3 separate regions of the Homo sapiens genome follow, and all the other regions are linked to region 3. Evidence: chromatin contacts called from ENCODE Hi-C or POLR2A ChIA-PET data. All regions are on one chromosome and are shown on one strand. Each heading gives the region's core, a stretch centred on a gene start or an enhancer-like site at or near the end of the contact. The rest is flanking DNA. Distances are from core to core; before and after follow the strand shown. Region 1 overlaps STARD3NL (STARD3 N-terminal like). Region 2 overlaps STARD3NL (STARD3 N-terminal like). Region 3 holds the start of TARP (TCR gamma alternate reading frame protein).

What was found. Hi-C counts contacts between places; a loop is a spot of excess contacts on that map. ChIA-PET counts read pairs that join two places held with the same protein, here RNA polymerase II (POLR2A). Pooled maps may share reads with other maps.
Region 1: a pooled map shows a loop between it and region 3 (3-fold over the local background). The contact joins the enhancer-like site here to the promoter of TARP in region 3. A Hi-C loop is called at or near these places in 1 of 168 maps with a recorded cell type or tissue (natural killer cell), 1 of 37 single-sample maps with no recorded cell type and 3 of 50 pooled maps. POLR2A ChIA-PET finds 5 or more read pairs at or near these places in 1 of 52 experiments (H1).
Region 2: a loop to region 3 is called in a pooled map, with 2.3 times the contacts of the local background. The contact joins the enhancer-like site here to the promoter of TARP in region 3. A Hi-C loop is called at or near these places in 1 of 168 maps with a recorded cell type or tissue (natural killer cell) and 1 of 50 pooled maps. POLR2A ChIA-PET finds 5 or more read pairs at or near these places in 2 of 52 experiments (H1 and MCF 10A).

What each region holds. Positions count from the first base shown.
Region 1 is chr7:38,230,510-38,234,965 of GRCh38, forward strand. STARD3NL (STARD3 N-terminal like) reads left to right here. Exons shown (of 9, transcript NM_032016.4): 9 at 1-160. Among named protein-coding and RNA genes, the nearest start is that of TARP, 41 kb to the right of the region's middle. RefSeq lists an enhancer at 2,768-2,847. Within about 2 kb of position 2,567, at least 7 of the 41 ENCODE cell types and tissues checked have a DNase peak (open chromatin) inside an H3K27ac peak, as active enhancers do; they include natural killer cell, where a contact is called at or near this core.
Region 2 is chr7:38,213,899-38,218,918 of GRCh38, forward strand. STARD3NL (STARD3 N-terminal like) reads left to right here. Exons shown (of 9, transcript NM_032016.4): 3 at 459-536; 4 at 1,130-1,207; 5 at 3,127-3,180; 6 at 3,290-3,407. Among named protein-coding and RNA genes, the nearest start is that of STARD3NL, 38 kb to the left of the region's middle. Within about 2 kb of position 1,978, at least 14 of the 41 ENCODE cell types and tissues checked have a DNase peak (open chromatin) inside an H3K27ac peak, as active enhancers do; they include natural killer cell, where a contact is called at or near this core.
Region 3 is chr7:38,270,524-38,275,249 of GRCh38, forward strand. It overlaps TARP (TCR gamma alternate reading frame protein), which reads right to left and starts at 3,113. Exons shown (of 4, transcript NM_001003799.2): 1 at 3,064-3,113. It also overlaps TRG and TRGJP.

The DNA.
Region 1 (4,456 bases), core at 1,317-3,816, 41 kb before region 3:
TCACCAGACATTTGTATTATTTTTATCATGAAATCATGTTTTTCTCTGATTGTTCTGAAATGTTCTAAATACTCTTATTTTGAATGCACAAAATGACTTAAACCATTCATATCATGTTTCCTTTGCGTTCAGCCAATTTCAATTAAAATGAACTAAATTATACTGTGTGCTGTTTTTTCAAACATGAATATTCCCCTTGACTCAAGGGAAGTCAGGATGTCTGTTAGTTTTCTTTCATCATTCATTGTGTCATTGAAGAAAAACCTAATTGCCTGTAGTGGTGATGATGCTGGCTTGGGTAGAAACTGACCTTTTGTGCATATCAAGTCACTTCTGAAGGGGTGGCCTGCCCCTCCACACCTGTGGGTATTTCTAGTCGGGTGGGGCGAGAGACTGAGAAAAGAAATAAGACGCAGAGACAAAGTATAGAGAAACAATAGTGGGCCCAGGGGACCGGTGCTCAGCACACCAAGGACCTGCACCGGCACCGGCCTCTGAGTGTCTTCAGTTTTTGTTCATTATTATTTTCATTATTTCAGCAAAAAGGAATGTAGTAGGAGAGCAGGGTGATAATAAGGAGAAGGTCAACAAAAAACGTGAGCAAAAGAATCTATATCATAATTAAGTTCGAGGGAAAGTACTATGCCTGGACGTGCACGTAGGCCAGATTTATGTTTCTCTCCACCCAAACATCTCAGTGGAGTAAAGAATAACAAGGCAGTATTATTGCAAACATGTCTCACCTCCTGCCACAGGGCAGCTTTTCTCCTATCTCAGACTTGAACAAATGTACAATCGGGTTTTATACCGAGACATTCAGTTCCCAGGGGCAAGCAGGAGACAGTGGCCTTCCTCCACGTCAACTGCAAGAGGCTTTCCTCTTTTACTAATCCACCTCAGCACAGACCCTTTACGGGTGTCGGGCTGGGGGACAGTCAGGTCTTTCTCATCCCACAAGGCCATATTTCAGACTATCACATGGGGAGAAACCTTGGACAATACCCCGCTTTCAAGGGCAGAGGTCCCTGCGGCTTTCCACAATGCATTGTGCCCCTGGTTTATTGAGACTAGAGAATGGCAATGACTTTTACCAAGTATACTGCTTGTAAACATTTTGTTAACAAGGCACGTCCTGCACAGCCTTAGATCCCTTAAACCTTGATTTTATACAACACATGTTTTTGTGAGCTCCAGGTTGGGGCAAAGTGGCTGGAGCAAAGCTACAAATTAACAACATCTCAGCAAAGCAATTGTTTAAAGTACAGGTCTTTTTCAAAATGGAGTCTCTTGTGTCTTTCCTTTCTACATAGACACAGTGACAGTCTGATCTCTCTTTCTTTTCCCTACAACTTCTATCTGTGCTTGTTCTAAGAGTGGATCAGATCTCAACAGTGCAACAGGGAGGCTTGCTGGGAGGCTGGAGTCTAACCAGGATGAGCGTCTCATAGTGGAGAAGGGGCAAGGAAAGTCTCAAATGTCTGGCCTTGAGACTAAAACCTTAGAACTCAATGGTGTTATGGGAGTGAGAATCTCCTGTTTCAGGATTGGAGTTGCATATACACCAACCTCATAGATGATGCTTAAGTTGCCAATCAGGTTGTTAATTTAACCTGAGAAGGAGCTCTCACCCAGACATGCTGGGGGAACCGGTAGGATGTTGCCAATCCTCAGAGGAAGCCAAGTCTGGCTCAGAAGTCTTACCTCTCTAAGCACAGACCAAGCGGAATGAGGTATAGTATTTGAATATGCTAGGAAGTCAGACTGTGGGAGCCTACAGTGATTATCTCAACGATTGAGTTATATATTCTCCTGGGACTGCATAGATTCAGCCCAGGGGCATGGGCACCCACTCTGCCATGTTTCGGTGGGGTAGGAGTGGAGACATTTGTCCTTTATGCTCACATTGCTGAGCAATCCTCTGATGGACCCTTATCACTCATTTATCTGATGTTATTGTCCTCTAGTAATCCTTGGTCTGGTTGATGCTGAAATCATTTTGTCTCTGTAGAGGGACTTGATGTGATTCCATTTATGACATTTGTTACACAGTTGAACTCAGGGCTTCTATATCCCTGGTTTCCTGTGGAGAAAGAAGCACATCACTGTTGCCCACATCTGTGATCTACCTGTGCTAATAGGTTCATGAGTCTTGTGTCACCCTGTTTACACTGAGGAAATGAAACCAAAGGTATTAGTGTCTCTGAATCAGGTGCCTCTGGAAGGTACAGATACTGGGTGGAATGTTAGGATCATCTCCGTGCTGCAAGATGTCCTCTGGTCTTCAGGACAGTGTCATGGGAGTGGACCGAAGGTGCCATGTCTGAACAGTCCTGGGCATCAGATTCCCAACTCACCTGGTAGCTAATGAACCTTGAATATCAAATGCAGGGAGCCCCACCTACCCACAGGGTGGAGAGTGTGTTTGATAGTAATCTTGTATGTGTGAAGATGGATATTTTATTTCCATTAGCTGTGGGCTCTTGAAAGTGAGCAAAGTTGGTTGTGGTTTAACTGTCCTCGTTTTGTCTTACAACACCCTAGCCACCCCATGCACAGCCCCAACCAGTAGGGGCCGGTTTGACTTTGAGCATTTTCCATGAATCAACCACATTTGCCAGAGCACGTAAACAAAAGAAGCCTGAGAAAATAAAACACCATCCGCCACATCAGCGCCCTCCCACCACCCACTCTGCCTCCTCCACCACCACCACTGCATTCTCTCTCTACATTGCTGAAGTTCGGGGCAGCCCAGCTTGCGTTGGGGAAGGAAATCGCTAAGAAGTGTGAAACCACAGGAGACATTGCCCAGTACCTCGGCTGGTGATATCAGCCCCACAAAGCCCTTAGTGATCTGAAAGTTTCCTCTCCCAGTGCAGAAATCATTCCAGATTTCTCTATAGAGGCCAGGTATTTGCCCTAAAGAGATTCAATCAATTCATGAGAATCAAGGAGTAGATCTAAATTAAATTTGATCTTTCTTAAGTCTGGTTGGTCTTGCTTTGTTTACAAGTAGGATTCTCTACTTGGTTTCCAAAAGAACATGTTTCACAGAAACAAGCTGATTGTAGGCAAACCAGAAAACCTTCCCAATGTTCAGTAACACATTGTTTTAATTCTAATATATAAAAATGTTTACTTTAAAAGGATTCACCGGAGAAAACAGAAAACACACAATCACTTATTTTTTCACCCACATACCAACAATGAACATTGTTTTATCTTTGTCTGCAGAAATACACAGACACACATATAAATGAATGGCATGCCTATTTGTGTTATTACTCAGTAGAAAAAATGGCCAAAGGACATGAACAAATATGGCACAGAATAATATAAAATAGACCTTAAACATAAAAAGATGTTTATCTTCACTCACAGTAAGAAAAAAAGCAAATTAAAACCACAATGCAGTACTATTTTTACCTGTCAAATTAGCAAAACCCAACATTAAGCAGTAGGCTGTCAGCACTCACACACATTGTGGGAGAAGGGGTTAGGGCCATTTCTATGGAGGGCAGTTTGGCAGTACCCATCAAAATTACCAGTGCATATGTTCAAATGACATAAAACACTATCATTCATTTCAGCATTTTTTATAATAGCAAAAGACTGGTACTAAACCAAGGCACCGATTGAAAGTATGTTCACCAGTGAAAAATATCTGTATTTAGCTGGGCACAGTGGCTCACACTTGTAATCCCAGCACTTTGGGAGGCTGAGGTGGGCGAATCACTTGAGGTCAGAAGTTCGGGACCAGCCTGGCCAACCTGGTGAAACCCTGTCTCTACTAAAAACACAAAAATTAGTTGGGCATGGTGGTGGGAGCCTGTAATCCCAGCTACTCGGGAAGCTGAGGCAGGAGAATCGTTTGAACCCAGGAGGCAGAGGTTGCAGTGAGCCGAGATCAGCCACTGCACTCCAGCCTGGGCCACAGAGCAAGACTCTGTCTCAAAAACAAAAAAAAGAAAAAAAAAATACCTGTAGTGAAGTGCCCCTGTATATAAACATAAAAAGAGCTTTAAGATTTATAAATGGAAAGAGATGTGCAGATTAATATATGCTATATACTCCCTGTGTAAAAAGGGGAAATGAGAACATATATACATGTACATGGATACTTATATATGTACATCCATATTTAACTAAATAAAAATTGGAGTGTTTTCGAACCATGTAAGTGTTCAAATGTATTTATCTCACAATAGGATTTATGCTATGAATATTATTTTTCAACTCCATATCTATTTATTTTCCAGTTTTTAACCCATTTCCTTTTTGCCCCAAGAATACTCATTTCTAATCCTAATGCAACAGAAATGTACATGATGTTACATTAGGATTAGAGAGAAGTTCTGTTTAGAAATAACTCCAAGAACAGTTTTTGTTTTGTTTTGTTTTTAAGAGAGAGAGAGTCTCACTGTGTCGCCCAGGCTGGAGTGCAGTGGCGTGATCTCAG
Region 2 (5,020 bases), core at 728-3,227, 58 kb before region 3:
TATCCTGTGTCATGCTAATGGCCATCATTGACGTTTGCCCGGATGTCGGGGAGTCTTGGCCTTCCAAGACCTAAGACAGTGGAGCGTGATCAGAAAGTAAGGTAGTCCTGGATAAAGGTGAATTGCCTTCTTTAAAAATATACTTTTGTATGATGGAAGACTTTATCTTAGAAGGGAAAAAATAATTTTCTTAACATTTTAATTTTCCCAACTATGAACTACAGAAGCCATTATTTTTCACTATACATTTATATCTGTTGAGTGAATGAATTCAGAGTTGAGGAATTGGAGAGTGCCATCTAGCCCTTTTCTATTAAAATTATGAGAGTTCTTTTCTTCGCACTTTAGCATTTCTGGGTTCTGAGAAGATAGGCAGGAAAGTTGGATAGGAAATCTTACCTTGTTTTATTTCCACACATAAACCTCTCCTTGTTTTTGCTTCTTACTCTCCTTTCTAGGTGAATGGAGGCATTGAGAACACATTAGAGAAGGAGGTGATGCAGTATGACTACTATTCTTCATATTTTGATATATTTGTAAGTATTTTTTATGTTTCATTTCAGATGTGATAAAACTGACCCAAAAGGCAGATTTCCTCTAAATAGACTTCAAATTCCATGCCCTTTTTTCCTCTTTTGAACACTGACCATATTTTCCTTTTCTTTTAATTCCCCACCCATTCAATGTTCTCTCTCTCTAAATAAGGAATTGTGTCATCATCTCAAGGAAATAAAAGATTAATGACAGATAAGGGAGGGCAACAGAAGGAGCCATTCCTATTTTCTTGTTGGAGAGCCTTTATTCTTTCAAATGGCTCAAATAGAACCCATTGACATATCTAGTCACTGAAAGGAAAATTCACCTATTTGTATAATAAGATGATGAAAATGACATCTTTTTTTTCTTGCCTTGTTTTTTCTTTCATAATGGGAGATTAATGTGAGACCTAATTTGCTATTACATTAAGTTGTAGAGCAGGGATTCCCAAATGCTGGTCTACAGACCAGTGCCAGTCCCTGGTAGTCTCCAGCTAAATCACAGTAATGAAGACAGTCTGGTGAGTTTTTCATAAAGCTGTGTCATTTTTGTATATATTTTTTAAAACATCCCTTTATTTTCTTACTTTCAGCTTCTGGCAGTTTTTCGATTTAAAGTGTTAATACTTGCATATGCTGTGTGCAGACTGCGCCATTGGTGGGCAATAGCGGTGAGTATGCCCTGCATGAGTGGGTCATCTCCTCCAGTGCTGGTGGCCAAGTCCTGCTCTCAACAGGCCTGGGCTGGGAGAAGATACAGTTCTAATGCAGGTGGAATCCCACCAGCTTTCCTGAGTCCCGTTTCCTCCATACTTAAGTAGGTTTAATACTCCAGGGCTTCTTTCCAATGTTAATGAGTAACTAGATTTGTCTCTTGGTGCTGAGCCAAATGAGGAATCTAGAAGCCCAACAGTGATTATTGGCCAAGCACCAAGCCACCCTCTACCTCATTTTGCAAATAAGAGATGAGAGGAGACCTCTGTCACAGAGATATTTGGAAAATGTCTTATTTGGTTGAAACTGCTTAGTGATTGTTTTCATGACATGGTCTGTACTTATTTAGGTAATTGCCTTACCCCCTCCTTTCTTCCCCACAACCCCCTGTCTTGGAGGGAAAAGCTCTCAGTCTCTCTGTTGTTGCCTTGGACTTCTCAAGGACAAGGACTTTTTTACTCCTCTGTTTCCTGGCATCTAGCACAGAGAGCTTTGGTATTCTTAATAAGTATTTAGAGATTGATAGAATTACTAGCAGTTCTGCCTGACAGATGTCTGAATATTTGCCTTTTGTAAAGCTTTAATAAGTCAGTTCTATGGGAAGAAAATGTGGAGCTCCTCAGACTAGAGAGAGCTGCTCAGAAATAACCTGCAGTTCTGCAATTAGAGGGTGAGAGCTCGGGTCTGGGTGGCCCAGGCCTGGGTTTCTCCAGCTGGGAATAGGACTTGTGCTGCCCTCCTGAGTCCACTAGGGGGCGATGTCTGTCTGGGCCATGTCTTCTGAGCATTCTCAGAATCACGGGGCAGCGGTCAGACCATCTGTTAATCCGGAAGCTCTCATTTCATGGATATAGGCTGACAGTCTTGGCCAGACTTGACTCCCTTTCCTGAATACTCTTTTGCTGATATCATCATAGCTTTTGATGATTGTACCCTCCCATTTTTCTGCATTTTCTACAACAGATCCCTTTGGGATGTTGTATTCCTGAGTCCCCATATGTATGCTAGTATTTGTCAGACTATCCCTCTCAATGTTTGTTTTAGAAAAGTGTTTGACATATAGATATTCAGTGAGAGCTGTAAGACAGTATCTTCAATATCTGCTTTCAGATTATCTGAAGAATAAGTCTAATTTAGCAAATCATTTTATTGCTTCTGATTCTTGTTTTAAAAAACATTTGCAGAGAAGAGTCTAGAAGCTGGAAGGAGGAGAAGTCAGCTGGTATTTAAAGAGTGCTTAGTGTGAGCCTGTAAAGTTAATTAGTGTCAGAATATAAAATGCTAAACTGCCTCCTCTCCCAAGCAGCTCTGTGTGTGTGTGTGTGTGTGTGTGTGAGTGTGTGTGTGTGTGTGTCTGCAACTTTGTTAATACTTATTGAGCAAGATACTTGGTGTTCCCTGTCCTCCTTCTGTCAGTCAAGCTACTATTGGTATTCATTTTGGTCAGGTTTCACCATGCTAAAAATATTAGTTGAAGGAACAGTGACAAGGCTCAGGTATTATGGTATCTCTGGACTTCACAACCCCTGGCGAGAGCCCTACCTATGCACTTTACCAGTCTCTTCATGTGCTTGTAGAGGCTTTGGAATTGTACCTTCTGGTGGATCAAACTTAGTTACCTAGCACACCAGCCTGCTGAAATGTGGGAGAATAAACCACACACAGTCATTTAGGGATTGTGTCACATGTAGAAGCCCATTTTGCCCCAGTGTGGGTCTAGGGGAGAGAGACTGAGTGATATGGGAAGGAGCCAGGCTAGGCACAGGTTTTTCAGGCCTTGCCTGCTCCTGGCTCAGACGGGTCTCTTGTGAAGAGGGAGGTACCTTCACAGTGTGAGATGCCTAGTGTGAACAGTGCTGGATTATGTGTCTTGCAGTTGACAACGGCAGTGACCAGTGCCTTTTTACTAGCAAAAGTGATCCTTTCGAAGGTATGGCCTACCACTTTTTCTATACAGTTACCATCTTCAGTGATGAAGCCTCGTTTTTCAGTGTGAGTTTGTGGTAACTGCATTTCCCTTTCCTGGTCGTATTTTCCAGCTTTTCTCTCAAGGGGCTTTTGGCTATGTGCTGCCCATCATTTCATTCATCCTTGCCTGGATTGAGACGTGGTTCCTGGATTTCAAAGTGTTACCTCAAGAAGCAGAAGAAGAAAACAGTAAGTTCCTCTCAAAGTCAGCCTCCTGAGGCGGACTGGATACCAAGCTGGGAGGAAGAGATGTGGTTTCTTGGTGTGAATGGGGCTGCAAATGGGTAGAGTTAGGCAGTGGTGGGGTCTTCATTCTTTAGTGGCTACAGCAGAAATCGAGAGAAGGGTTGGGTGGATGAAAGGGTAAGTAACAGAAAGCAGCTCCTCTCTCCAGCTATCAGGCCAGGCTTCCCCTGGAAGAAAATGTGAACACTGGTGAAAAGGGCATTCAAGCAATAACAAAAAATAGCCAGCACTTTTTTCTCCCCAGACAGGTTGTTCTTTTCTCCCTGTTAGCAATAGACAGGACAGTAAGCATTTTGTGCATGTAAACAGAACTGTGCTGTTTAGGGTCAGAGAAAATAAAACCAATTTTAAGTGAGTGGAAGCAACTATTCTAAATACAAGCCAGTGATTCTCCAAAGTCTCCCATTGTGATCCATACAGCAGTTGGTGGCTTCAGATGGGCCTCTGTTAGAACAGTTAAATGCCTAGGGCTGGGGACCATTGGTGGGTTTAGGATGAAGATTATTCACAGGAGGATGACAGCAAGCCAGAGCGACGCTCAGCCTTTCACCATCCTCTGAGTAGCTGAGTCATAGCTAACAAGGTGTACTCATGAATCCTGCCAAAGCTGCTATAATCTCATCATGGCTTTCAATATCCCAGAATATTCACTAGGAAGGCCAAATGATTGATTAAGCTTTATGGTAAATTACCAAGCTGAAATTCTTCTCCACATAATGTCCTTAATGGAAGCCCACATGCCCCACCCACCCATCTTAAAGGTGAAACGATCAAAGCTCATTTCAGACACCCATGCAGTTTCAAGACATGCTGTTTTTATGCCTCTGCTGGCCATCTGGCTCAATTTGCCCTGCCTCATAGGAAAAAAAAAGTATCTTATAGAAAGTTAAGCATGATTATAACTTCAAAAAACAGCAGGATGCAAAATAATCTTGCAAGTGGTTTTATTTTGGAAAATCTCATTTACATAGAAGAAATATATAAGAAAAGGATAATTCAAGAGTAGATTTTAAAAACCCATTAATCAGACTGAGTTGTACCTTCTATCCTGTGCCGTCTATTCCTTTGTGAAAGTGTATCTTGGAGAAGTTATAAGTAAAGCTAATGAAAGTCTTTTTTAATTGTATATAAATATAAAACTGAACTTTGTTGAAAACATATGAACTATTACTATGACTGAGGCTTGAATGGTTATAGGATTAAACCACATTCAAAGTGACTAATAAAGCAGAACACACAATTAATGAAAATTTTAAATTAGCACTTATTTTCATTGTCAGTAGCATGTATGACACACATACCTGGTATCTGCTATTTGGCCTGGTGCTTCCTCCGACTTTATCCTGAGGTTAACTCAGCTTTCAGTCAAAAGAACTTAAGTGTTGGTGGCCTTGCGTGTGTTAGTGTTCCTCAGCTGTCCACGTCCTGCTTTCTTACCTTTTCTTTGCTTTTTTAAGACACTTTTTTTCTTTTGAAACCTTCTTGTTGCATAAATATTTGTCATCTTGATTGTTCTTTATATATTTATAAAAGGCCATCCCTGTATTGCACTTTAC
Region 3 (4,726 bases), core at 1,863-4,362:
AATCAGCAGCACAACTTATTTGCCTTCCAAGTTTCACCAGAAACTTCAGCCTGAAACTGACTTCTGTCTAGTTCATGCCAAAGTCCAGCTTGAAACACCTGGCTTTACCCTTCAAGGCAGAATGGGTAGAGAAAAGGCAAGAGGCCTGGTCCTCAAATCCATCTCTCTGTTGTCACTTTAGATCACTACATGTTATCTGCCTGACCATGTCTGCTGAGCATCACCATCTGCGCATTTCATTAAATGTCAGGATGCCCATAGCACTGATGCAGTGGTAATATGCAGTGGGTTTTTCATGACCATTCCTTTCATTTTCCAAAATGGAAGTTGAAGGCACTGCCCACTCTTCCATTTCCTTCTAAAGGACTCATGCATTGAAGTCTTTTTCCAATCTAGTAATAGAAAAAAATATGATATTTGAAAATTTGGTGTGCTTCTTTTTATCAATTAGTAAGATGTATGTATTCCCCTACCTTTTTCTCCTTCTTTTGAGCATAAAATTTTAAACTGTGCTCCTCACTAGGTAATCACAGGCCTTTTTCCTTCTCCTTTCCTTAGGGCTTTAGATCATCTGTATATATTTAATGGTCTGACTGTGCTTGTATATTTTAATTTAGGTCTTCTCAAATAGATTTTGGAAAGAGATAGCTTAAATAAATAACAAAGAGTTTGTGCATTTAGCATGTTTCTCCTTTGCCCCCAGGAGTTGATGGTTTTGTAAGGTCAAGCTCAAATAAGACACAAGGAATGGAGACTATGTTTGCAAATCCTAGCTCTGTGATAGGGACACCTACATACTAAATTTAGATAGAAAGTGCCAGAACTTAAAATGAAGCTTTTTTTCCCCAAAATTTTCTCTCACAACATGGGGAGGTGCCTTATGTATGGTACAGTCTTTGTGTAACTTCTCATATTAAAAAATGTTCTTCTAATACTCTGCTTTGATCCAGAAGGACTAACTGGAGGAGATATCGACATGAAATGAACTCAATGATGCTAGTTTGGGGAATAGCACTGGTAAAAGGAAAAAAAAAGGCAAAGAAATTTATCACGGATTTGGTCATTATTACTTGGGGTAATGTCTCTGTAGTTTTTACTTCATACAACTGTAGAATAACAGAATAAATTGGAAAAAAATATATCCTTTTATTTTGTGAGTGAATAATTGTGTCTTAGAATAAAATATTCAGAGACACCATCATAAGAGGATTCCAAAGTGGACGCTTTGACCTGAGATGCCTTAGAAAGCTGTTCTGAGATAGATGCTTTACATGCATGTGAAGCATCAAAACAAAAGTTTTAATGAAATATAAGGGCAAAAAAGGCAATATTTCTCAACTGATATTGATATTGATATAATTTTTAACTTTGAAAGTATGAACCAGGTAAGAAATTAAATGTTATAGGTAGACATTTGACTGTTTTACCTGTAGCCCTATAAATTTACATATTCGAGTTGGGGGAGGGGAAAATACATATTTTCTTAAACATAAATTTTCTCTTGAAAATGAAAAATCACCTTGTATTCAGGTAGATCATATTTGAGATAATACGTAAAACATTCTAATTACTTTTAGAAGCAGGTACAATTAGTCTTTTAGACATAGAAAGCATTTTACAAATAGTGATATTTGTTCTGAAGTGAGCTGCTGAATAGATGGGAGTCGATACATTTATCTGTATTCCTGAGTGTATAAAGACCTTTCGTGGGTAGTAACTTGAATTCTAGAAGAGGAAATAATATTTCTATCACCTACCAAGTGCCAGGCATTCTGGTAGGTAATTTCCATATTTAATTTCATTTAATCTTTATAACATCCACTTTAGATAAATAATCTCCATTATCTTCTTTGTACAGATCAACGTGAAAACAGAAGTTTCAACTTTGTTCTGGTATTGAAAAATATTAAGGACATTTGAAAAGAATGTTTATGAAGCAGTGTGAAGTGAAAAAGCCAGATCTATTATTGTGTATCTAGTATGATTCCAACTTTGTAAAACAAACAAACAAAAAGCAGAGAAAAATGTTTAAATAAAAATATAACAAAATGATAATGTGATGAGGGTCAATATCAAATTATAATTTTTTGTTTATTTTTGTGTTTTCCAATTTTTCTATAATGAACCAGCATTTTTATAATTTGAACAACTGGTAAATCAAAATACACTTCCTAAAAGGGAGTTACATAGAAAGTGCTAGCTCCAGGAGTCGAGAAACAAAGTCCATACCTTTTCTTGCACCGCACTTTCCTGAAAAATCACTTCTCAGAAAATTACAAATTATGAATTTGATTGCTACAATTCTCATTAAGTCAATTGGATAAAAGAGAATCGGAAGGTCACTTTTTAACTTATAAGTTCATTTTATCATAAGATCTCAACCACTAAGGAATTAAAAATGTAAAACTGCTTTCATTTTTTCCGATGCTTTATCAACTTTGTGAAAATTCTCTGAAAACTTTCATTTCAGTGGATCTAACAGACTAAGAGTATCTTTATGAGATGTTTTCTCTCATCCAGGCAAAATTACATCTTTAAACTTAAGCTAACAAATAATAAACAAACTCATTGGACCAATTTAAATAACAATAAATGCAGCTTATGTTACTTCTAAATATGGTCACACCGAGAAATATTTTAACATTTGATATTAACCATTCTTTGGTCAAATTATCAAATATTTCATCTTTTGGTGACCAAATAAGGAGGGTAGCTGATTTTACTTTTTTTTTTTTTAATTTTTTCCATTGGTTATTTTTAGAACTGAAGAAATAAAATCTCAAAACTAAACTTGTTCACAAAACTTTCAACAGAGAGATACCAATGGAACAACATAAGGCCTCCATCCTTTAGAGATTTGCAGTTGGTCTAAGCTCCTTAGTAATGTCTCCCATGCTAGGGCAGGAAAAGTTCTGACTCCTAAGGCATGAACCAAGTCACCTGACCTCTCTGGAGATTTCACCATGATTAGTGACCAAGGAGGGAATCCTAGAATTCTGAGCCAGCTCCTGCCTGCCAGCCTCCCATCCCTTCTTTACATTGCAAAATTTAAAGAAAACTTACCTGTAATGATAAGCTTTGTTCCGGGACCAAATACCTTGATTTTTTTGCCCAACTCTTGCCCACCACCTGAGAAGCCTTTATAAGAATCTCCCTTTGTGTTTGTCTTAAAATTGTGCCAACATTTTTTTCAATATTTACATAAATACATAAAAATTGGCCCTGCTGACGTTAAGTCAAGACAAAGGTCAAACAAAATCACACTGGATCTGAATGTAATCAGGAATTTAAGAACTGACCTCACCTTGCCCTGGGCACTTTGGGCTATGTACATTCTCTCCTTGTATCCCATACATTAGAGAGTCTGATTTTACCTTTTCTCATGATTTTGCCTGAATCTTCTAAATCTTCCCTAAAAAGTTTTCTTGTATACACTTTGTCTTAAGTGTAATTTAGAGTTAATATTTCCTTAATTTTCAAAGAGAGACAATAATAGGATTCCTATGTTTGACATTTAATAAATAGATATTCAATATGATTTATAGGTATTTTGGGATTCATATGTATGGAGGGATGGGTATCTAGATTGATTCTAAAATAACTTCTTTTTGGCCAGGCACAGTGGCTCATCCCTGTAATCCTAGCACTTTGGGAGGCTGAGGCAAGCGGATCACTTGAGCTCAGGAGTTGAAAACCAGCCTGGTCAACATGGTGAAACCCCATCTCTACTAAAAATACAAAAAAAACCCAAAACATTAGTTGGGCGTAGTGGCAGGAGCCTGTAATCCTAGCTACTCAGGAGGCCGAAGCAGAAGAATCTCTTGAAACTGGGAAGCGGAGGTTGCAGTGAGCAGAGATGATGCCACTGCATTCCAGCTGGGCGACAGAGTGAGACTCCATCTCAAAAAATAAAAAATAAAAATAAAGTAAGTTCTTTTTAGAATCCAGTTCTCACTGATAGAATACTGATGAGTTGTTAGAAAATATGAATTCTTAATGATGATTCATTGCTGAAAGACTGCTACTTTTGACTTGAAAATATCTATACAGTTTCATCAAATTAAATCGTGTGCTACTCAACAGAGAATCTGAGGCAGCTCTGAGTTATGCGACTTAGCACTGCAATATAGCATAGCTGCGATAGCTCCTACATCAGTTTCAACATATCTAGCAAATTTGATGCCAATACAGAAAGACAGCTGAGTGGAATGACGTCAAAATGACTCATTCTACAGAAATACCCTAAAAATTATATTTTGAGTATTTAATAAATGTATATCCCATATGACTTTTTGGAGGAGAGAGGTCATTTCAGTGCCATAATTAGAAGTAGAAGAATTGTATTAATACACAAATAGTAATACAAATTGGGAGTTGTTACTAGAAAAATAGTCAACTAAAGAGTCCATTCATAGGGTCAAGCTACAGAAGAAGAAATATTCAAAGTATAAAAATATGACTTAATATTTCTAAATATCACATAAGGGTCCAGACCAGGCACTTTGGAGTAGACAAGCTTAGATAGATCCCAGACTTTTCCACAGTGACTAGTCATGTGACTTTAAGAAAGTAACTGAGCTTCTCTAGGCCTCAGTTTCCTCATCTGTGAAATGGGACTAAGAGGATCTCCTGCATAGGTCTGATGAGGAAGGAGATAAAGCATTGAAACTATTTAGCATGGTGTCTGGCTCTCAATAAACTTTGCTAATATTAATTTTCTCCTTAA